Regions from separate parts of the Homo sapiens genome. Here region 2 is linked to region 1. A link is a loop called in an ENCODE intact Hi-C map of the cell type or tissue named here. Cell type or tissue: heart right ventricle. All regions are shown on one strand. Links, peaks and the distances in the headings refer to the core of each region. The heading gives the core; the rest is flanking DNA. Region 1 overlaps PER2 (period circadian regulator 2). Region 2 overlaps ESPNL (espin like).

Region 1 (8,543 bases), core at 544-8,543:
CTTAAACTTTCAGGGCCAATGAGAGCCCACGTACTTTATGCTCCTCCTGGGCCAGGCCAGTGTTTTCAAGGTGATCCCTGCTAGTAACAATTATGATGACAACTGCCTGCTCACTGTGCTGCAGATTCGACTCTTGCCCCAACGACATTCATCACATGCCTGTCCCCTAGGGACCCTCAAGCAAAGAGCTGTGTCCAGCTCATTAGCGTGTCCCCAACACCCAGCACAGAGTCCAGCAGGCAGCATGTCCACCAACACATCCCCAAGGCCAAAAGTCCTAGCGGTGTCTGGCCAGAGTGTTCCCCACGGGAGGCTTCGGCCTGAGCACAGAGAATGAGCAAGGGCCCACCAGGGGGAGGGGACTGGGATGCATGCATGTGTGCACACGTGTCTGTGTGCATGCTGTGTGAGAAATACATGCGGGACAGAGGAGCAGCATGAATCTGAACCCGCGCATGACACTGTGAAGCTGCCTGGGAAGTGTGGCGCTGTGGTAGGAAAGGGCTGCTGCAGTGGGGGTGGGTCGGCAGCCCCTGGGTGGTACTCCCCACTTCAGACAGGTTTGGTTTGAGTGTATGTGGATGCTGGGCAAACCGTCGGCAGTTGTGTGTGTGTGTGAGTGAAGGGTTTGCAAGTGTAAACACACAGCCATACAGCTACTCTGTACAGCAAGAACAAGCGGCCCAGGCCGTGGCTCCCAGGCACACCCTGCTGGCAGGCCAGGGTGCAGGAAGGCACACTGGTCACAGCTCCCCAGGCCTGCACACCTAGCCACACCCCGCCAGGCCTGCAGGGCATCAGGTGCCCAGTGTGGACATCAGTGCCTGCACTGGCTGAGTGCAGGACTGGGCTGCTCTCGCCTCTTGGAAGCTGCAGACTGTGCTGAACGCAGAAGGGGGTGTGACACGGCTACAAGGTAGACTCCCTGCCAGCCAGAGTCAGCATTTAACCCAGGTTCCCTCTTCTCATGTGGCCATACTCTAGTTTCAGTAAGGAAATGTTGAATATTTTTTTTTTTACCTGTAACGGATTTTTTCTTTTGTTCTCCAGATTCATGAGAATAATGACTTCTATTTTTGGTCTTGTTACCATTTTTACAAATTTCCTTGAAGAAAAACAAAATGAACACATTATTCATTCTAGGAGACCTCCTTCAGTCTGTCCGGCAAAGTGAGAACAGAGGATGGCTGAAATAATTTCAGCAACACAGAAGGAAACTGTGGATGAGAAATCTGACAGGTGTAGAGCTAGATAAAACCTATTTGATGATCCTAAAGAATAATAAAAAATAAAGCAAAACGGCACATTACATTTTTTTTTTTTTTTAAGACAGAGTCTTGCTCTGTCACCCAGGCTGGAGTGCAGTGGCGCAATCTTGTCTCTCTGCAACCTCTGCCTCCCGGGTTCAAGCCATTCTCCTGCCTCAGCCTCCCGAGTAGCTGGGATTACAGGGGCGCGCCACCATGCAAGGCAATTTTTGTATTTTTAGTAGAGACGGGGTTTCACCACCTTGCCCAGGCTGTTCTTGAACTCCTGACCTTAGGTGATCCGCCTGCCTCGGCCTTCCAAAGTGCTGGGATTACAGGTGTGAATCACCGCACCCAGCCCACATTTTCTTCTTTCTATCCTAGTTAAATCTTCACTTTTGCTTGTTTTGTCTGTTTTAAATAATTTTCAACCAACACTTAGCTATGGTTTCTAGCTCTTTCAACTCTTAAGAGATTAAAAAGTCCCAAGTGGACAAAGTTTAGAAAGGAAGCAGCAACAGCTGCAATCAGGAAGCCCCTCCTAACTGCCAAAGGTTGTCTTGAGTGTGCTTTTTAACTCTGGAGGGACATCCACAAACTCATTTTCTCAGGGAGAATGGAAGGAGACGTACGGCTCTCCTCCGGCGTGAGTCCTCATGGCCGTTGCTGTCGCTGGAGGAGGTCTGGCTCATAAGGTGCTCGTGGGACCCGTTGCTGCCCAGACTCCCGTAGCCACTGGAGCCGCTGTGGGGGACGGGCTGGGGAGACAGCAGACAGCGCTACAGACACAGCCAGGGCTGCTGAGCTATGCATGTGGCCCCCTGCCAACACACCCTGTTTCGCAGAGAGGATGGCGACCCGCCTAAGGCTACATGGCAGAGACCAGGGGAGCTGAGGTTTGAACCCCAGGGTCAGCTCCAGAGGTAGACTCCTGGCCTCCAGCCGCGGTGCCCCGACCCAGACATGCAGTCACCGAGGAGACGGCACCAAAGGAATGTGTCCAACCCGCTCATCAACGCATGGCTGCAGCCAGCCACGCCTCTGTGGATGGGTTTAAAACAAACAAGATGCGATGACAGCTTCACTCCACAGTCTCCGGGAACTGACAGGCAGGCGCCTACTCAGGTGTGGGGTTGACTGCAGTGGGCCTGATTTTTTTTAGGGACCTTGAGTACAATGTCCCTCCCTTAAGTCCCACTGCTCTGGATTAGAATGAGCCCCCGCACCACTGAGAGGTCACTCTGGAACTATGCAGCCTGTGTCAGAGCACGGGGTCTGCACACGTCCTTCAGCTACTCACTCAGGGCTGCAGTTCAGACAAGGTCGAATGCAAGGCTGGAGAGAGCCAAGGGTACTATGGACTGTCTCGGACTAGCACAGTCTATGCCCAAACTGTCCCCTGGGGGATGTTCAGAGAATGACAGATGAAGCTGTCTGAGTGGGTGTGCCAGGACCAGGGTTCAGAGCCTATGTCCTCTGCAGGGGGCTCTCAGGCTGCTACCTGGGAGGAGGACATGCAGGCACCACACCCACCTGCAGCAGGAGCCGGTGGATCTGCTCTGTGAGCTCCTGAATGCTGGGGTGCAGGGCCTTCTCCTCTGTGCAGGGGTGGGCTGCAAACACGTCCTCATTCAAAGGGCCCCTGCGTGGTTTTAATTCATCTTGTTAGATGGGGCCCCACAGGAGGACCTCTCTGGCGTGACTGTATAGCCACTACATGCTGCCTGCCTGGGTGGGCCCTCTGCCTCTCCCCTGCAGCCCCCCAGGCTGCTGCCTGTCCACTCCCTACTCTGCTTGAATGAGGTCCCTCCCACTTGGGGGCAGAGGACAGGTCACCCCTGCCTAGCAGTCTGGGGCTCCAGATTGGTGGCAGGAAGCAAGGTTTCGGTCTTGGCCTCTCAGCCCCTCCCTATGCCATCTGTTGCTGGGAGGTGAGGACAGCCCGAGACCCCCGCCCAAGACCCCTGAGCCACCTCGGGCCCTTGGAGCACTCACACCCTGACTTTGTGCCTCCCAATGATGAAGGAGATTTTCCTGCTCCATGGGTTGATGAAGCTGGACCAGCTGGTGTCCAACGTGATGTACTCTCCGTTCCGGGCGCGAAACCGAATGGGAGAATAGTCGAAAGGCTGCCCGCCTGACTGCAGGACTAGGAGAGCAAAAGCCAGCATTCAGGGGAAAAGGGGAGCAAACAGGATTTATAGTAGAGAGAGACAAGTCAAGAGTCACTCAGGCCCAGGATCATTTGCAAACTGTAGGGGTATGAACACTTCTTCAAAGCCACTGCTTTCAACCTCCTGTTTTTGCTGTAGATTACCAGGAGGCTGTTTCCAGCAGGAGCTGTTTCATCCCATGTTTCACCTCTGCTAGTGTCACTTGCATCTATGAGGGCTGGGCTTGGTGAGGACATGCACTGTGCACTCCCCTGGCCTGGTGAGAACCTTCCTAGCCACAGATGAACTGGTCTCCCCTCCTCCCATGCGCCACTGAAGCCAACAGTAAACATAAGATGCTACGGACTCAGGCCACGGACTGAGAAACAACTGGCCACAAAGGAACTCACATGAGTTTACCCCTCTCTCTCGACTCCACTGGGCACTGCAGTGCCAGGAGGGAGGCGGCGAGGCGGGCGTCTACCACCTGCTTGTCCTTAGCTGATCTGACCTGTCAGAGCTAGACTGGTCCCAAGAAGCAGCCCCAAGGACACAGGAACTTCCGCCAAACACTTCAGGATGTACCATGAAAAGGGGACCTACTCTTTTTGTGGATGGCCAGCATCAAGGGCCTGTCACTAGGGTGGAGCTGCACGAGCACTGGGGTTTCAATCAGGTCCTGAGGTAGGTAGCCCAGGAGAGGGACCGCCCTGGAAGGCAAGCAGACACACGCTAGGATTGGCATCCAAACAGATGAGGAGATTGTCACTAAGAACCATCTTATTCCCTGGAAAGAGAAGATACACTCCAAACCCCACCCCCTCCCCCACCCCCGGAGATCAAAAGTTGGACTAACAGAACCAGCTAGACTTTTAATCAATAGCAAACGAAGGTTCACTGTCCAGGACGCTGAAGGAGGCTCCCTCTGCTGGGGCCTGAGTGCTTCAGCTCTGCGTTTCACCTCCCAAGAGATAAGTCATGATCATGCTTTTGTTTTCTTCCTTCCAGCATCTTTTTCTTTTTCAGTGTCATTCATTAGTTTGGCCACATGTGACCTGGCATGGATTTTTGCTTAACAAGTTTTGCCTGGGCCTCGGAAAACCCTTTGTATGTGCTTCTTTTCCAGCCTGGTCTCGTGTGACTTTGGCCTCAGCATCCAGTTGGTTTACTGTGGCTTCTTTGGAGTCTCGGTGGCTGGCTGGGCCTCTGCCCTTTGAGCTCATGCCTCCTCCCAGAGCTGTGGCTTTGCTCCATTGCAGGACGGAGCTGAACTTCAGCAGCACCTTCTGCTTCTGTTTGTGTCCAGCGCCCTCTGCCGGCTCCACCGACCATTTCTTCTCCCGATCTGCCTCTTAACACTTGTTGCATCCAAACCAATGTTTCCTCAAACTCTGCTGCTTGTGTAGAAGGATTTTCCCTGTGAATCTTTAGACCATGGTGCAGAACTTTCTCAAGGGCCTGGCGTTATTCTTTGATTTCCTCCTTCTTGTCTGAGGCTCTCTCTTCAGGCCTCATGTTTTCCTTTGGACAGGATATACAGAATGTTCCTGGCATCCGTCCCATCAAGGCCTTGCTGAAGGAGGAAGAAGAGGAAGGAAGAGGAGAGGAGTGGGGGAACAGGAAGGAAAAAGAGGGGGAGGAGGAAGAGGAGGGAGCAGAAAGGGGGTGGAGGGTGAAAAGAAGGAGGGGAGGAGGAGGGGGAGCCCTGGCTGTCCTTGGGCTTTGTGAGCCAGGCCACACACAAGGCTTCATCAAGGAGAGCTTGCAGGCTGTGGCCCATCATGCCAGGTGAACCTGTCTGCCAACCTCCCTGCACAGGGCTGAGCTGGACACCAAGTTGGCATGGGAGTGGGTTAGAGACAGTTCTCAGATCTCTGAAGGAAGAAAAGTCTCCAGAGGCTGCTTTACATATACGGCCCCAGGCCCTGCCCTCCAAGATCCTGGTTCCACAGGGCAGGGTGGTGTCCAGAAGCCTGCATCTGCAAACTGGCTCTGCCCCAGGCAGCCCCGCGGACACACCTGAGCCACCTGGAGCTGGAAGTGACGGATCCCTTTTTACCCATAGAGCCTCCCCAGGAAGCTGTGTGGCCCTGACTCCAAGGATGGGGGCCTGTGTCCCTGGGCCAAGAGTAGAGGAGGGAGAGGTCTTGATCCTCCAGCTTCTAGGTGACCTGGTTCATTTTAGGAACCCAGCACACTGGTGCTTCTTGGTCCACTTCCTGTGGTATCTTCTGAGGTCACTTTTCGGTGACTACTGCCAGTGGCCCACACATTTTTTTTCTTTCTATTTTTTTGAGACAGGGTCTTTTGCTGTGACCTAGGCTGGAGTGCAGTGGTGCAATCATAGCTCACCGTAGCCTTGAACTCCTAGGCTCAGTGATCCCCCTGCCTCAGCCTCTGAGTAGCTGGGACTACAGGTGCACACCACCACACCCAGCTAATTTTTATTTTATTTTGCAGAGACAGGGTCTTGCTACGTTTTGAACTCCTGGTTTCAAACAGGCTGGTTTCAGACTCCTGGCCTCAAGTGATGCTCCTATCTCAGCTTCTCAGAGTGCTAGGATTATAAGTGTGAGCCACTGCACCTAGCCGGCCCAAGTGTTTTTGGAGTCTTCATGCATTTGTGGAGGAGCTGGGAGAAGATGCATGGTGGGGGCAGAAGCCACTCAGAACATGGGTGCTCCCAAATCTCACTGGGACTGTTCGCACCTGCTACAGCACCCTGAGGGGGAGACCCAGAGAGAGGGACCCAAGTGGGGCTCTGAGGCATGGAGAAAATCCTGTCCCCTGGAGAAGCCTCTAGCACACAGGCTGGAAGATAGACTTCTGCTGGGATCCAGCCAATGGCATCTCCGGCTTCCACCCTGACACTGGTCCCAGGCAACAGCGCCTCTGTCTGGACCATTATCCACTCCGAATGGGTTTATATGGGAGAATTAAGACAGGCTCAATTAGATCAACAGCTCTCCAGAAAGCCTCAATTACACCATGTGCATATCTTAGGAAGTTTTCAGTGTAATTCCATAATTATTTCATTGCCTGTATATAATTACATGTTTTTGTCCATTATCATGTAATTATAAAACCAAGATGCAGTCTTGGCTTTGGCTAAATAGCTTTTATATCAAAAACATGAAAAAGGGGGTGGGTCAAGACCACGTACCTTTCATCCACATCCTGGAACAAACAATTTGGTGTATGGGTGGTTGTAAAAATTCTCTTTTCAGGAGGAATTCTAGGGGCTGAAAGAACAGAATATTGCACACATTTGTGATCCTAAGAAATGCATATTTGATGTTATATTAAAACTACCAGAAAACACCCTGTAGATTCAGAGTAATGAGCAGCTAAAGAAAAAAATTAAAACATGGACTCTGAACAACAGAGACTGCCACACTGAGAACCTTATGCTGGTTGTGGGATCGTTGGCCAGCCTTCTTAGCTTCTTTATATGCTAGTTTTAGTCTAGTAAATCGAAACTGCCGTGTTAACAAAACCACACGGACCACGTAAAGACTACTCTTAGCAAAATAAAGCTGGAAGGCCATCTTTACGATTTTTTTTTTTTTTTTTGAGACAGAGTCTTGCTGCGTTGCCCAGGCTGCAGTGCAGTGGCACGATCTCGGCTCATTGCAACCTCCGCCTCCGAGGTTCAAGCGATTCTCCTGCTTCAGCCTCTCCAGTAGTTGGGACTACAGGCGTGTGCCACCACGCCCAGCTAATTTTTTGTATTTTTAGTTGAGGTGGGGTTTCACCGTGTTGGCCAGGATGGTCTCGATCTCCTGACCTCGTGATCCGCCCACCTTGGCCTCCCAAAGTGCTGGGACTACAGGCGTGAGCCACTGCGCCCGGCCCCATCTTTATGATGTTTAAGATGAAACTACAGTGATCTGACACATTATTTTTAGGAAAATGAGTTACATACTTGGATTCAAATTTCTTTTTTTTTTTTTTAATGAGACAGGGTCTCACTATGTTGCCCAGGATGGTCTCAAATGCCCAGGCTCAAGAGATCCTCCTACCTCAGCCTCCCAAAGTGCCAGACCACAGGCATGAGCCACTGCACCTGGTCTGGATTCAGATTTCTTAGCAAATGTCACTATACTGGAGAACTTCACAGTTTAGAAACTAGACAAAGGTGGACAAAGCTGATAGAGTAATTTGCATAAAGTGAGTCATATATCCAAAATTTTCCTCAATTCATGGACAAAACATTCAAAATTCCAACATTTTCATTCTTGAAGGAGACTGGTAATTTGGGGGAATAACTTGTTGAACTCTAAGTACCCTCTCTAAACCTTACTATTTGGAAAAGAACATTCTGTAATACACGCAGGAACACAAAAAACATTGCAGAGAAAGTCACATACTTAAAATATTTCTATCACTTTTAAGAGGCTGTCATTTGGCCGGGCGCGGTGGCTCGCGCCTGTAATCCCAGCACTTTGGGAGGCCGAGACAGGTGGATTGTCTGAGCTCAGGAGTTCGAGACCAGCCTGGGCAACACAGTGAAACCCCGTCTCTACTAAAATACAAAAAAAAAGAAAAAAATTAGTTGGGTGTGGCAGCATCCACCTGTAGTCCCAGGTACTTGGGAGGCTGAGGCAGGAGAATTGTAGAATCCAGGAGGCGGAGGTTGCAGTGAGCCAAGATAGCACCACTGCACTCCAGCCTGGGCAAAAGAGCAAGACTCCATCTCTTAAAAAAAAAAAAAAAAAAAAAAGCTGTCATTCACCACAGAGAAGGTGGTGAACACAGCACAGCAGACTCAGCTGGCTTCCCCGGGTTCAGCAGTTGCAGAATGCACCTGCCTTCAGAGAATCTGGAGATCATGTGACTCGCTCAGCAGCCAAGGTGAGCACCTACAGTTCCTGGCCAGGGATTTCGGCCAATACAAGGACCAAGGTGCCACAAAGCAGGCTCTTAAGAGGGACCACAGGAAGGACCCATCAAGGTGGCACAATGCCTTGTAACCTCTGAGCTTCAAGAGAAGAGCCCAGATATTATTTTGGGGGTGGGGTAGCCAGAAGAGCTAATGGACCAAGAGGGTCAAGGTGAGGTGAGCTGGATTCTGTGAGTGAGGTGGCAGCAGGAGCAGAGACTGTGGTCCAGAATGCTGGGCATACAGAGGCACAGCAAGCCT
Region 2 (15,533 bases), core at 4,412-12,411, 140 kb before region 1:
TCATCAGCCTGACAGTCTTTACCTATTGGTGCATTTAGACCATCTATAGTCAGTATAATTACTAATGTTTAGGGGTTTATTTTTACTCTGTTATTTTGAGGAGATGTGATCTGGCTGCCTGGATTTTTCTTTATTTAAAAGTAGTAAGCACAGTTGTTTTTTGTCTGTTAGTTCTCAGAGCTTTATTTCTATTTCTTTGTGGGCTGGGTCTTCTGGTTCTTGTTCATGGTATTTTATTTCCTTGTATTTTTATTTTTGTTGACATATGCTGACATGAAAAATGAAGCGTAGGCATAACTGGAGGCCTTAGCAATATCTTATTTGCCTTTGCTGGGCACATGTGGGCCTAGGATCATCTTAATCCGCATTCCAGGCAGGAAGTTCCCAGGACCACCTCCGTGACAGGAACCAGGGGCCTGGCTGGCGTCTGGCTTCCATTTTCTCTGAGGGTGGAGCCCTTGGCCACATCGGGAGGTGGTCAACCAGAGCCCCCACCCCTGATGGAACCCGCACGGTTCCTGGCCTCCCTGGTCCCCTGAGGCTGCGGGAGGACGGCACATCATATAACTGTTCTTCCGTCGTCAGCCCAGGCTCAGGGCAAGAGCAGTTCTGAGTGCTGGGCTCCCCGACACCCCTCACCCCCCAGGCTTTCCTTTTCTCCTGAGTGTGGCCGTGTCACTCCTGACTTCTGCGTTACCTTACTGAGGCTGTCAGCAGGTGACTTTTACAGTGAATCCGTGTTTCACGTCCTTGGGCAGTGGGTTGGTCTGACCCACCTGGTTCTCTCCTCCCTGGAGTGGATCCATCTGCTCACCTGCTTTTCCACTGCTGTGGCCTCTGCACAGACTTCCAGACAGAGTTCTGTCTGTCACTACCCACCCTCTGCTGACAATCCCAGCGGTGATGGGGTCCGTCACTCTGGGGGAGAGGTTCCCTTCCTCCTCCCCATGGCTCTGTTCCTATCAGGGCTTTGCCCTCTCTCCCCAGCACCATTTGGGGCCAGGTCTGACACTTGTCCCCCTTCCTCTGCCGTGACACCCCTCATACTCCTGCAGACCCCGTAACTCCCCTCCTCCGCATCCTGGCCTCCTCTTCCCAGCAACAGCTCCTTGGGGACGCTCCGCCTCCACCCACCCACACACCCACCGCGCCCTGGCAAACCTTTGCCATTCCCCCAGCCCAGAGCCTCCGGGAGCAGTGCCTCTCTCCAGCGACTGGCTTCAGCGACCTGCCCCAGCCTCCCCAGCCCCGGTGTCCTTGCACATCTGACAAATGCTTCCTGCTTCCTCAGCCACACCAGCCACTGGCTCAGCCCTTCTGGGCCTCCAGGAGCCTTCAGGCGTTATCTGGTTCAAGCCTCCCAGCAGCCCCCGGGGAAGGGGTGTGCGCACGCCTGATTTTGTGTGGCCCCACAAGCTCAAAATAGTTTTTCCCTTTTTAAATGGGGAAAAGGAAAAAGAATCACATCTCATGACACATGAAACTCATCTGAAGTTAAAATGTCAGTGCCCACAAATAAAGCCTTGTGGGCACCCGGCCACGCTATGGGTGGCAGCTTTCGCACCACGACCAGGGTTGCATATTTGTGCCAGAGCCGGCGGCCCCCGGGCTGAGCTGCTTACTCTCTGGAGGGCAGCACGGCACCCAGGAAGGCAGGCAGTGCGTGAGCAGACACCCCAGTCTGCAGCTTAGAGGCGCAGGGTCATCATCCTCAGGCAGTGACAAGCCCTGTGGCTCTGCGGTTCTGGCGCTGGTCTTGCGGCGGTTCTGGCTCCGGTCTTGCGGTGGTTCTGGCTCTGGTCTTGTGGCGGTTCTGGAGCTGATCTTGCGGCGGTTCTGGCACTGGTCTTTCGGACCTGCAGGGATTCCAGGGAGCAGGGCTCTATCTTTTTGTCCACCTTCCCCTGGTGGCGCTGTGGCCTCCTCAGGCTGTGGCCACCTTGGAGGCCATGGAACTCAGGGCAGAGGAGGGAGGGGAAGGAAGCCCTCCAGAGGATTCCCCCAGGACAAGGCACTCGCCCTCGAGGTCTCAAGCTGACCTGCTAGCTGCGCAGGTGAGTGTCGGTAGGGGCCGGGGCAAGGGAGGCTGGTGGTGCCGACCATAGATCAATGCAGGTGTCCTTACTTTACAGACAGGCCCAGTTAGCTGGCCAAGTTCTCTGACCAGCAAGTCACAGAGCCAGATGAGCTCAAGGCCACTGGACTTCGCTGCCAGGCCCCCTGCCACACACGACAGCGTCACGTTGTATTTACTCACGGCATGGCACACCCGCCGCTCCACATGCATGCTGAACCTGTATTTATCTGTAGAGAATGAACACTAATTGCACCTTTTATAGGTGAGGCACTGCAGTCCAGAGAGGAGCTGAAAATTCCTTTGGGGTCTCACAACTTGTTTGAGGTGGAGTTTCACTGTTGTTGCCCAGGCTGGAGTGCAGTGGTGCCACCTTGGCTCACTGCAACCTCCGCCTCTTGGCTTAAAGCAATTCTCCTGCCTCAGCCTCCTAAGTAGCTGGGATTAGAGGCGCCCGCCACCACGCCTGGCTAATTTTTTGTATTTAGTAGAAACAGGGTTTCACCATGTTGGTCAGGCTGGTCTGGAACTCCTGACTTCAGGTGATCCACCCGCCTTGGCCTCCTCAAGTGCTGGGATTACGGGCATGAGCCACTGCGCCCGGCCAAGGGTCTCACAACTTCTTACTTAGTTCAATTCAGTGTCACCCAAAGATGCTGAGGCCCAGCTGGTCTATCTCAGAGATACATTTGGGTCAAAGGCACAGTTTTGTGAACACAGCGTTCGCCTAACTCGAGTTCGTTTTTGTGTTTCCCTGGTACTACAAAAGAGACACAGAAATGTTTACAGAATAAAGTACAGAATTCATTCTTGAGGTCCCCCGTCCCTCTTCCAACTGAATCCTTCACAGGCCAAGATGTCCTCTAGCCTTCCAGTCCTGTGGACTCCCTCCCCAGCTTCCTTCCCTCCCCTCTTCCTCCCCATTCCCATCACAAGAGCCCATCAGGTACAAGGAGACAGGAGGGTCCTGGCCCCAAGTTGGCTGGGTAGGAGCATGCAGTGTGGCTGGCAAAGGTGGTGAGCGGCTTGGTCAGGCATGAGCTGGTGCTCCAGGCACTAGGGGGGAACCTCATTGGGCCAGGAGGATGGTCCCACGGAGAGTGGGGCTGTGGCAGGAAGTAGCCCTGAGTCCCTGGGGCAGGGGCCGGTTGCTTGTCTCTCTGAGCCTCGTCTCTTCACGTGCATTGATCCACACCTCCAAGGGTGGCAAACATGGAAACTGGTTCTGCATTTGACACTTGGGCCATGGCAGCTGTGAGGGGTCTGGACGGGGCACCCTGATGCCTGTCAGCTCAGCACTGCTTCATAAGCAGTGCCTGGTACTGTCTGGGCCAGGACAGGGTGGCTGTGGGATGAGGCTCGGGGGCTCCTAGGCAGGTCTCTGGCACCCCACGGCCCAGATTCAAGTCCTGCCCCTGCTGGGAAGGGCATCAGGGCAGCCTGCGCCATGGGGCAGGGGAGCGGCCCGCACAGGGCCAGTCCCATGGGCACCTGGTTTGTGTCGTGGTGGGTCACATGTGTGCCCTCCTCACTGCAGTGCTGCCAGACCCTAGTCTCCCACCACGTGGACCCCTCCCTGCGGGATGAAGATGGTTACACGGCGGCAGACCTGGCGGAGTACCATGGACACCGGGACTGCGCCCAGTACCTGCGGGAGGTGGCCCAGCCGGTAAGGCTCAGGGTCCCCAGCTGCCCTGGAGGCATGGGGGGTGGGCCCAGACCCCAGCCAGGACCCCACTGCTGAACCTGCAGCATAGTCAGCTGGGAAGCTCACCATGTCCAACTCATACATGGCATTGGAGCCAGGAGCAAGGGCCTGGGCAGGACTGAGGCGCCACAGGGCAGCCAGTGCTAGGGCCAGGCTGTAACAGGAGCTGTGACAGGGGCCAGGACAGGGGCTGTGACAGGGGTGGGGCCAGGGCTGTGACAAGGACAGGGGCTGTAACAGGGGTCAGGACAGAGGGCATGTGACAGGGCCTGGGGCCATGGCTGTGGCCAGGGCCCGGCCTGGGCTTGTGGCTGGAACTTGGCCAGGCCATGCCTTTCGTCTGGGTCACAGAGACCACATCTGTGACTCAAGAGCCTCGGTGGCCAGAGTTCCTCGTGGGTGATGTGGGTGATGTGGGTGATGTATGTCAGACTGAGGAGCCCCAGGAGTGGGAACGGAACCTCCCAGAGGTGATCGCAAGGCGGCCAACAGCCCTGCAGCAGCCGGAAGGCAGCAGATTCCAGCCCTGGCTCTCGTCTCTCAGCCTGGGACCCCACAGCCTCTCATTTCCCCATTTGTAAGGACACGGATCTTGTCTATCCCACTGGTCCCCAGCCCTTAGAACGTGACAGAGCTCAACAAGTGTTTGCTGAATGAACTAATGAGCAAATGGACAGAAAAGCAGGTGGATGCATGAGGGTGAGCAGAGGAAGGGATGGATGGGGAGGGAACAGACAGAGGAGGAATGAATGGGGCAGGGAGGCCAAAGGAGTGAAAAATGAGGAGAGGGATACATGGAGGGGGGAGAGCTCTGGAGGGTGGACAGAGGAGAGATGGGTGGAAGAGGAATGGATGAAGAAGGGTGGAAGGAGGAGGGTGGATGGAGGGGAGGTGGACAGAGGAGAAATAGATGGAGGAAGGTGGATGGAGGAGGAATGGATGGAGGAGGGTGAATGGAGGAGGAATGGATGGAGGAGGGTGAATGGAGGAGGAATGGATGGAAGAGGATGGATGAAGGAGGGTGGATGGAGGAGTTGGATGGAGGAGGGTGGGTGGAGAAGGAATGGATGGAGGAGGGTGGATGGAGGAGGAATGGATGGAGGAATGGATGGTGGAGGATGGTTGGAGGAGGGCAGATGGAGCAGCAGATGGATGGAGGAGGGTGGATGGAGGAGGAATGGATGGAGGAATGGATGGTGGAGGGTGGATGGAGGAGGAATGGATGGAGGAGGGTAGATGGAGGAGGGTGGGTGGAGAAGGTGGATGGAGGAGGAATGGATGGAGGAGGAATGGATGGAGGAGGTGGATGGAGAAGGGTGGATGGAAGAGGGTGGACGGAGGAGGGTGGATGGAGGAGGAATGGATGGAAGAGGTGGATGGAGGAGAGTGAATGGAGGAGGTGGATGGAAAAGAGTGGATGGTGGGAGATGGAGGAGGGTGGATGGAGAAGGGTGGATGGAGGAGGAATGGATGGAAGAGGTGGATGGAGGAGAGTGAATGGAGGAGGTGGATGGAGAAGGGTGGATGGAAGAGGGTGGATGGAGGAGGGTGGATGGAGGAGGAATGGATGGAGGAGAGTGGTTGGAGGAGGGTGGATGGAGGAGGAGAGATGGAGGAGGGTGGATAGAGGAGGAATGGATGGAGGAGGAATGGATGGAGGAGGGTGGTTGCAGGAGGATGGATGGAGGAGGGTGGATGGAGGAGGGGAGATGGAGGAGGGTGGATGGAGGAGGAATGGATGGAGGAGGAATGGATGGAGGAGGGTGGAAGGAAGAGGGTGGATGGAAGAGGACGGATGGAGGAGAAATGGATGAAAGAGTTGGACGGAGGAGGTGGATGGAGGAGGGTTAATGGAGGAGGAATGGATGGAAGAGGATTGATGGAGGAGGGTGGATGGAGGAGGGTTAATGGAGGAGGAGTGGATGGAAGAGGATTGATGGAGGAGGGTGGATGGAGGAGGGTGAATGGAGGAGGAATGAATGGAAGAGGATGGATGGAAGAGGGTGAATGGAGGAGAGTGGATGGAAGAGGATGGATGGAGGAGAAGTGGATGAAGGCCTTGGATGGAGGAGGAATGGATGGAGGAGGGGAGATGGAGGAGGGTGGATGGAGGAGGAATGGATGGAGGAGGGTGGATGGAGGAGGGTGGAAGGAAGAGGGTGGATGGAAGAGGATGGATGGAGGAGAAATGGATGAAAGAGTTGGACGGAGGAGGTGGATGGAGGAGAAATGGATGAAGGAGTTGGATGGAGGAGGTGGATGGAGGAGGGTGAATGGAGGAGGTGGATGAAGGACGTGGATGAAGGAGTTGGATGCAGGAGGTGGATGGAGGAGGTGGATGGAGGAGGGTAGATGGAGGAGGGGAGGTGGAGGAGAGGAGGTTAGATGAAGGAGGAATGGATGGAGGAGGTGGATGGAGGAGGTGGATGGAGGAGGTGGGTGGAGGAGGGGAGATGGAGGAGGTGGATGGAGGAGGTGGATGAAGGAGGAATGGATGGAGGAGGTGGATGGAGGAGGTGGATGGAGGAGGGGAGCTGGAGGAGGGGAGGCCTGGGGCAGTTACTGTGACAAATCCCTCTAACCTAGCTCGGTTTCTGCCACACCTCTTTTACTGGTCATCCCTTCAGGAAGGTGTTCTGAAATCACCTGGCCCTTCTTTTCGGGTGAGGGGACTGAGGACTGGAAGGTGTCATCGCCCTCCACCCCCCAAACCCTTTGTCTCCCCAAGGGGTTGCTGTGCCTCCTCTTCTCTGATGTGTCCCCTCAGAGCATCTGGGACCAACTGGGGCAGAGCCACAGTCCCCCCCACCCCAGCCCCTGGGGCCTGCTGGACACTTGTCACACTGCCACCACTGGGGCCTCTGTTGGCACTGACGGAAACCCACACCAGTCCTGCCGTGCTGCACAGGTGGCTCAGGTGGCCTCCGGGGAGCACGGCTCTGCCCTGGTTTTTCCCTGGTGCAGCAGTTTCAGGAACTAGAATTCAGTCACTGTTGGAAGTCACGTATTTACTAAATGGTGTGCTTGCTAGGCGTCCAGCGGGTCCTGGTTCAGCAGAAGGCTGTCTTTCTGGCTTGGCTGAGAAGGTGGTGGCGCTCTGCTGGCTTCTGCCACAGAAGATGGTGCTCCATGGCCCACAGCCCAGGAGTGCCGGCTGCCTGGGTCTCCCCACAGCTCCTTCAAGGCCGCTAGGTCAGCCTTGGCCTTTTTTGGGCCCCTCCCTGCACTTCCTCCCTGGATGGCAGCCGAGATTAGCAGGTGGGGACAGCAGCAGCTCTGCAGGTGTCCCAGCCTCCACAAGCCCCTGGCACAAGGGAACAGCCCCGCCCGACCTCCTGGGAGTCCCTGACACTGTTCCCGCCCCAGCCATTCTGGGGTCCCATGCCTGGGCTTTCTGTCCAAGCAGCGCCTCTGCCTTCTGTCCCCAGACCCCGTGGTAGTGGAGGACGGGTCGTGTTAGGCTCGCCACGTCCTTCCCATCCAGAGTCCCCTCCTGCCCGCGCCTGGGCGCCCCCTGCCCGGCGCATGAAAACCCAACCCCGGGGCCTTCCCGGCTCCTCAGTCTGCAGCTTCAGGAGCCGGTTTGGGAGCTCGGGGTAGGGACTGGAGCCTGTCTCCGTCTTCTCCCTCTGGGAGGGTCTGGTGACGGCAGGGGGTGCTCGTCTCTCACCACTGGAGCTGTCCCCTCTTCAGGCCTCTGAGGGAGGGCAGGCTGTCAGCTGTGGGCTGGGGGAGGCCGTGTGCCTGCTGCAATATTGATGGGAATGCAGTCCGCAGGGGCTGCTCACACTGGCCGCCTCCGAGCTGGCCTCAGAAGAGGTGGTGAAATCCATCATCTTCCCCATGACAGCACAGCCTGTATCTGCCCCCAGGGGACTCGTGCATTCCAAGAGCAGCAGCAGCTTGGGGAGCAATGCTGGACAGGAGTGCTGAGACCTGCCCTGTGGGAGGTGCCCCCTCGGTACCTCCTTTGTGTTGGGTCTGTGGGGCCCGCCCAGCTCGGGCTCTGCTCAGGGTGCTAGGGAAGGCCAGCCCTGACCCTCCCTGGGCCTTGGGGCCCCTCTCCACGCAATGAGGGATGCGGTCTTGAAGGCCAGGGGCTGCCCTCGAGGCAGGCCCCCTCCCCTCTGCTAGCCAAGGAGCTGGGATCCTGGCTGTGGGGCTCTGAGTGCCCTGTCTGGGCAGGAATGGTGAATAGAACCCTCCATGCTCGGGGAGCAGAGCCTCTGGCATCTCCCATGGTGTCCAGGGCTGTCCCACTCACCCCCACCCGCCAGCACTGGTGCTGCCCTTCCTGGGCATGGGGCACTGGCAAGTTCTGAGCATCTCTAAACCCCAGTTTTCTCACCACAGGGTCTCTGTCACCCAGGCTGGAGTGCAGTGGCACAGTCTCAGCTCACTGCAGCCTCAGCCTTCCAGGCTCAAGTGATCCTCCCACCCCAGCCTCCCAAGTAGCTGGGACTACAGGTGTGCGCCACCACACCCAGCTAATTTTTGTATTTTTTGTAGAGACGGGGTTTGGCCATGTTGGCCAGGCTGGTCTTGAGCTCCTGGGTTCTAGTGATCCTCCCGCCTCTGCCTCCCAAAGTGCTGGGACTACAGGCATGATCCACCGTACCCGGCCCAGAGCCTTGTTTTTTGGGTAGAGGAGAAGCTCCTCGAGCACCCAATGAGGCGCCTGCCCTGGTGGGCCCTCCGGACAGGTGTACTCCCTCCCCTTTGGTCCAGAAAGGTACTAAGACATCTTTATTTTATATATGAGGAAACTGAGGCCCAGAGAAGGTGAGAGGCTTCCTGGGCACTCTCCTCCCGCTGGGAAGGGTGGCACCCACACAGCCAGTAATGGAATCTCAGCCATGGCAACGGGTGTCCGGCACCCATCCGTGGGCCGTGATTCTCTCTGACCGGGTGGCATTACAGGCCTGTGACCTGGCTCACCACGATGCTCTCCATGTATAATGCATGCAGCCTCCGCGGTGCTCAAATCTCACCAAAAACCAGGGACAGCGACAGCGGTCGGGGCCGTGGGGCCACATGACCACCAGCCTCAGGGCAACTGTCCAATGCTGGGATTCGGGGCAGCACATGTCTAAATGTTAAGACCCCAACGGACAGGACCCTGACATCTGCGCCTCCAGATCCCTGAGGCTCCATCGTGTCCAGGGCCTTCCTATGGGAGCCAGGGGTGTGGTTACTCCCGTTGCCGGAGAAACGCCACAGCCAGACTTCTCATCCCTGTTAAACTCAGAGACCATCCTAATACCGAGGGTGGCAGCAGCGTCAAGGTCTGAATGCCACTGTCTTGCAGGCCCATGCCAGGTGCTCTCCATAGTCCCTCAAATTTCCAAGAACTCTGATTTACAGGTGAAGAAATGGAGGCTCAGGGGGTGGCGTCCCGGGCTTCTCGTTGGTGAGGAGTGGAGCAGGGCTGGGCCACAGGGACCTCGAGTAAGGTCCCCCAGGCCACAGATGCTGTGCTGGGGCCAGAGTCCGGTAGTCCCCTGAGCCCCAGACTAACTTCCACCTCTTTTGTCTTCCCCAGCATAAGAGGGCGGCTGCCATCCTGCCAAGCCCCTCACTCTGCCAGGGGTGGCCCCTCTCCACTGACAGCAGGTTCCATCTCAGGGAGGGGGCTGAGGGCTCCCAGGCAGGGGCAGAGAGGAGGCGAGAGGCACCATCCCACTCCCGGCTTGGTCCTGGCTGGGCAGGGGACAGTGCGGGGGCATTGGGGTGGCCTTGCTGTTGAGGGGCCCACTCCAGGCAGGGCTCAGCCCACCTCTGTCGGTGACACCACTTGTGTCTGGCTTTTCTGGCCGCGTCTGGTCTGGAGTCTGACTCTGCCCTGCTTGAAGCAGCGACGCCAGCCTCTCGCTATGTCTTGAACGTGGACAAAGACACCAGACTCCTGGGTCCAAGACGGAGGACCTTCCTTCAGCACGGCAGGGAGCACACATCATGCTTTGAGGCGTTCCCTTGCCCCCGAGTCCCAGGTGGTGCGAGTTGGGTCCCGATGGCAGCTGTGCCGCATAGGTCTGTATCTCCTCTGAGGACCGTTGAGTCTGGGGAACACGCCGTTGCTCAGCAGACAGCAAGTCAGTCCTAGTCCCTCAGTCGCTCCCTGCACACACAGCCCTGAGAAGTGGCCCAGAAAGGACAGCCAGGCTTTGTGTTCTTGGTCTTTCCCTAGAGGCTGACCTCTGTGGTGTCCCCCACCAAGGAAGCAGCTGTTCAGGGGCACTGGAGGGAGCAAAGACTGAGGTCTCCAGTGAGACTCTCATCCCGGCTCTGCGGCAGCCCGGCTGTGGGGCTTTGAGAAAGCCCCTTGCCCTCTCTGAGCCTCAATTTCCCCATCTGTGCCCTGGGGGCCGTACCGTAGGTGGGGCTGGGGATTCCTCTGGGTGGTCTCTCTTCTCATGGGGCCCAGGGATCTCAGGTCCCCTTCCATCTCCCAGAGCATCCCCTCCCCGGCCCCTGCTCTGTGGACAGTTAAAGGTTCCGTGGTAACAGATCCCACACCCGGCCCAAGCCCGCCTGGCCACCTGACACCTCGGCCTTCAAATATTCATGTGACACCTCCCACTCCTGGGGGCGGCAGCCTCAGCAGCCCCCGGTGTCCCAGGACAGCTGTGCTCCCTGCACTCTGCAGTTCGCGTCTGAGGGCCTCCGGGGCTGGGGCTGGGCGGTTGCTCCCCAGCCCACCGCGCACCAGGGTTCCTGGGCTGTGGGCACAGATTCCTGGAAGGAGTGAGGTGCGTGGGGGCCGGGCAGATGGGCTTTCAGACTGTGTTCCCTTCCCCGTGGCCCAGTGGGGTGAGGGTCCTGGAGGGGAGGTGGCCGAGGGGCCACCCAGCATCCTTGCTGGGAGGCAGCCTGTGCCACCTTGTCCATGAGCAAGGGAGGCTTAGGGAGGCCAGAGATTTGCTCAGGCAGGGCCAACTTCACTGCAGTCCGGCCCCGGTGCAGCAGGAAAATGGGGGCCCTGCATTCGGAAAGGAGAACGAATTTGAAGGCAGAGACAGCCGTGCATTCGAGCAAGCTGCAGCATGGGTCCCTCCCCCTCCCACGACGGGCCCTGGGCCCAGGCCACATGTCCAGAATCGTGGCCGATTTGAGTGCTCTGCTCTGCCCAGGGCTCTCACTAGCACTGACCCTGGAGCCCTGATGGCCACGTCTGGCTTCCAGTGCCCACTGGAGGGCAGGGACAAGAGCTTTGGTCTGACAGGCACAGTGGGGGAGGTGCCCAGAGGGACGGTGGCATGCGGCCCTGCTGGCTGGGGACAAGGGCTGCCCATGCCCTCGGCTGGTGGGCACATTGGGGACCCCATCCTAGTCCACTGCCCTTCCCTCTCCTCACCAGGTTTCTCACTTGGCCATCCACCCCCAAGACACTGACAGGCCCCATGTCAGGGCTGAAGTTCCAGGCGGACCACAGCACAGGAGTCAGGGCAGTCGGGGAGGGGGGTGTGCGGGAGAGTGTACGTGCGTGTGTGCAGGAGAGTACGTGTGTGTGTGTGCAGGAGAGTGTACGTGTGTGTGCAGGAGGGTACATGCGTGTGTGTGCAGGAGAGTGTACGTGCATGTGTGCAGGAGAGTGTACATGTGTGTGTGTGCAGGAGAGTACGTGCATGTGTGTGCAGGAGAGTACGTGCATGTGTGCAGGAGAGTACATGCATGTGTGTGCAGGAGAGTGTACATGCGTGTGTGCAGGAGAGTACGTGCGTGTGTGTGCAGGAGAGTGTACGTGCATGTGTGCAGGAGAGTACATGCATGTGTGTGCAGGAGAGCATACATGCGTGTGTGTGCATATGTGTGCACATGTCTTTGTGAGACCACAGGGCGCTGGGCACAGCTGGAAACCAGGCCCTAACCCAGTACCCGGAGCCCCAGAGCTCAGCTGCCTCCAGAGGGAGCCTGGAAGCTGAGCTTTGAGATGGGGGTGGCCCACCCAATAGAGGTGAAAGTGGGCGGGGAACCAAGGTGGGGTGCCAGGAAGTGATGGCACTCAGGCAGGAGATGACCCTGGGACAGAACCCTGATCAAGGACCTGCCCCTCTCCTGCCACCTCCTTACCTGTCCCAGCCCTTCTCAGATGCACAGGCTCCCCAAGGCTCGTCCACTGGGTGCCCCTGCCCCTGTCTAGGTGAGCAGGGAAGAGCCCACGGGGGTCCCCCACTGACCAGGCCCATTCACCCACAGGTGCCCCTGCTGATGACGCCCCCACCACCACCGTTCCCCCCACCTCCACTGTTGGCCACGAGGCGCTCCCTGGAGGATGGAAGAAGAGGAGGCCCAGGGCCAGGGAACCCCAGCCGTGAGTGCACAGCCCCAAGTGGGCCACCCAGGGCATGGGCCTGGGAGAGGGTGCCACTGGCCTCCCCTCCGAGGTCCTGGACCGGTGGGCAAGTCTGCGGGCAGCCGGGCACCCCATCACCCTCCCTCCCCAGTTGCTTCCAGGTTTCCTTGACTGTCTTTGGTGCTTTGGAAACATGAGGATTAGCATTTTCCGTGGTGGGCACTTACAGCTACAGCAACTTATCCAGGGGTAAAAGCGGGGAGACGGGCCGGTTGGGCCCAGGCCCCTTGTGGATGGGCTGCTGTCCCTCAGACCCCAGCACACCTCGCATGCATGGGCTAGCAGGGCAAGCAACAGTCCTCACGCTGTGGGCCACCACCATTAGGGGTCTGTGACCAGCTTGGAGTGGAGTGGAGTGGAGTGGAGTGGAGTGGAGTGGAGTGGAATGGAATTATCAACAGGTGCCACAGGTAGTGAGGGCGAGCTTCCTCCACGGGCCCTGCTGCGGCCCTGTACTCACATGTGGGAGTGTGCTTCTGTGTGTGATTGTGTCTGTGTGTTCTGTGTGTGATACACATAGATACGGGGACCCTTCTCTGTGTGTGATTGTGTCTGTGTGTGATTGTGTCTGTGTGTATCTGTGTATGTTGTGTCTGTGTCTGTGTGTCTGTGTGATTATGTCTGTGTGTATGTGTGTGATTGTTCATGTGTGTCTGTGTGTGACTATGTCTATGTGATTGTGTGTCTCTGTGATTGATTGTGTCTGTGTCTGTGTGATTGTGTCTGTGTGCATCTGTGTGTGATTGTGTTCGAGTGTGTGATCGTGTCTGTGATTGTGTCTCTCTGTGATTGTGTCTGTGTCTGTATTGTATGTATGTGTATGGTGATTGTGTGTTCTGTACATCTGTGTATTGTGTTTGTGTTTCTGTGCATGATTGTGTATCTGTGTGTGATTGTGTCTGTGTGTCTGTATGTGATTGTGTGTGTGATTGTGTCTGTGTGTGTCTTTGTGATTGTGTGTCTCTGTATGATTATGCCTGTGTATGTGTGTTTGTGTTTGTGTGTCTGTGTCAGTGTGTGATTGTGTCTATGTGATTGTGTGTATCTGTGTGATTGTGTGTCTGTTCTGTCTGTTTCTGTGTGTGATTGTGTCTATGCATCTGTGTGTGATTGTGCCTGTGTGTATCTGTGTGATTGTGTTTGTGTGTGTCTGTGATTGTGTCTGTGTGTATCTGTGTGTGATTGTGTCCGTGTCTGTGTGTCTGTTCTGTGTTTCTGTGTGATTGTGTCTGTGATTGTGTCTGTGTGATTGTGTGTATGTGATTGTGTCTGTGTATGCTTGTGTCTGTGTGTCTCTGCGTATGATTGTGTCTGTGTGTATCTGTGATTGTGTCTGTGTATCTGTGTGTGATTCTGTGTGATTGTGTTTGTGTATGTCTGTTCTGTGTCTGTGTGTTTCTCTGTGTGTGACTGTATCTGTGTGTGATTGTGTCTGCGTGTGTGATTGTGTCTGTATGTCTGTGTGATTGTGTGATTGTGTGTGTATGATCGTGTCTGTGTGTCTGTGATTGTGTGTGTCACTGTTATTGTGTGTCTGTGTGTATGTGTGTGATTGTGTCTATCTGTGTGTGATTGTGTATCTGTGTGTGATTGTGTTTGTGTGTCTGTTCTGTGTGTGTTTCTGTGATTGTATCTGTGTGTATAATTGTGTCTGTGTGTATGATTGTGTCTGTGTCTGTATGTGATGTGATTGTGTCTGTGTCTGTGTGATTGTGTCTGTGTTGTGTGTATGTGATTGTGTCTGTGCATGTCTGTGTGTGATTGTGTCTGTGCGTGTCTGCCTGGCTGTGATGCAGACGTGTTCTTCACTCGAGGTTGACCCTGAAGTGTGTGTTTTCATCGGGGCAGGGAGCATTGCAGGCAGCAAGGGAACCAGCTTTGGGGCCTGCAGAGCTGCGTTAGGGGCGGCCTCAAGCCCTTCCCAGCTCCTCCCCTGCTGCAGGAGGGGCCGCGGCGTGGCCCAGCGGTGTGCCGCAGGCTCTCCCATCGACCAGGCGGGGGCGGGCCCCACTGACTCCCCAGAGAAGGTCCAGTGGGGCCCCCGAGGTGTTCTGGGGCAGGGTGGGCTGGGGTCAGCTCCCAGCTCGCAGATCGTTCAGGAGGTCAGCTCTGCCCCCAGGGCCGGATCCCCGAGGCTCTGGGTCTCTGCTCCCCAGCCCTTGCCCTTTCTGCAACACCCTTCTTCTTCTTGGCAGCCATGTCCCTCAGCCCGGCCTGGCCTGGCCATCCTGACCAGCCTCTTCCCAGGGAGCAGATGACCAGCCCGGCCCCTCCGAGGATCATCACCAGTGCCACGGCTGACCCCGAGGTTCGTCCTCCACCCCTGCATTCCTGTCTCCCGGGGCCCCTAGCCAGCCTCCATTCCCATCCTCTTAGGGGCCCAGAGAAGCCCCCAGCACAGCCAGGCCTTTCCTGAAGGGTGGATGCCAGGCTGCCTGCGTCACTCCGCTGCTCTCGAGAACACCCTGAGTTCTGAAGAGACAGGAATGTCAGGGCGACGGCAGCTGTCCCCCCCACCACAGAAACACGGGGACCCTTCTCTGTTATCCCAGAGGGCTGCAGTGGCCCAGGCCCCTCTCCCTGACCTCTGAGCTCAGGGGTGCTCCGTGCCCGCTTGGAGTGCGGAGATCGCAGCAGCCATCCATGGGCAGGGCCCCGCTGCCACCGTCCTCCTCCTCAGGGCCTCGGCCAGCCCAGACCAGCAGAAGGGTCCTGCTCCCCCTTACTCTCCCTTTCCTGGGCGCCGGGCCCTTAGAAAGCCAGCCCAGACTTTCCCTGCGTGGTACTGCAGATTCTCAACCATTGAGGTGTTCGGTGGGAGTCTGGGAAACGCCACGTGGCGCTGCTGCCCGTCGTGGAGAGCTGGAGCGCGCACGGCACATTGAAGGCTCTGACAAGCCCTCCGCGGCACAGGATTGGCTGCCAGGCTTTGTCTATGTAGCTGTGCCCAGAGCAAGTTTGCCCAGGGATACGGTGCGCTCCGCGAGCATCTGCTGGGCTTGCACAGGGGACGGGGAGGGACCTCTGGTTTCATTTCTCTGCCGACAATCCCCTCACACACATCTTACCCCGCCCCCTCCAGTCCCTCCCCTCTGAGGCCTCACTCTTAAGCTGGGGATGAGGGGGTGGGGTGCTGTCCGTGGCCCCCACTGTCCCTCCTCTCAGGGCGCCCTGTTAGCGTGCCCTGGGCGGAGCCAACCCCCCACGTCCTCTCGGATCTTCCCTCCACTCAGGGCCTGGGTCCCCTTCGGGCCTGTGTGACCCACCCCCTTCTGCACAGGGGACAGAGACGGCGCTGGCGGGGGACACCTCAGATGGCCTGGCCGCACTACAGCTGGATGGGCTGCCCTCAGGCGACATCGACGGGCTGGTGCCCACGCGGGATGAGCGCGGCCAGC

What was found. Peaks named below come from ENCODE experiments on the same cell type or tissue, not always from the same donor. Only the 100,000 strongest peaks of a DNase experiment are listed, where the experiment ranks them.
Region 2: a loop joins it to region 1, with 9 times the contacts of the local background. A loop is called at or near these places in 6 of 110 quality-filtered maps.

What each region holds. Positions count from the first base shown.
Region 1 is chr2:238,258,949-238,267,491 of GRCh38, forward strand. It overlaps PER2 (period circadian regulator 2), which reads right to left. Exons shown (of 23, transcript NM_022817.3): 9 at 6,564-6,642; 10 at 4,004-4,110; 11 at 3,243-3,396; 12 at 2,781-2,889; 13 at 1,880-2,005; 14 at 1,021-1,105. Among named protein-coding and RNA genes, the nearest start is that of HES6, 23 kb to the left of the region's middle. RefSeq lists an enhancer at 4,835-5,335. In heart right ventricle, for the core only: a CTCF peak has its summit at 4,707 (motif pointing left); DNase peaks (open chromatin) are centred at 2,034 and 4,703; H3K27ac peaks cover 3,043 bases.
Region 2 is chr2:238,113,292-238,128,824 of GRCh38, forward strand. It overlaps ESPNL (espin like), which reads left to right. Exons shown (of 9, transcript NM_194312.4): 5 at 3,612-3,743; 6 at 11,979-12,093; 7 at 14,331-14,443; 8 at 15,416-15,533. Among named protein-coding and RNA genes, the nearest start is that of KLHL30, 18 kb to the right of the region's middle. RefSeq lists a silencer at 14,114-14,173. In heart right ventricle, for the core only: CTCF peaks have their summits at 7,413 (motif pointing right) and 7,623; no DNase peak of the experiment used is centred there; H3K27me3 peaks cover 1,137 bases.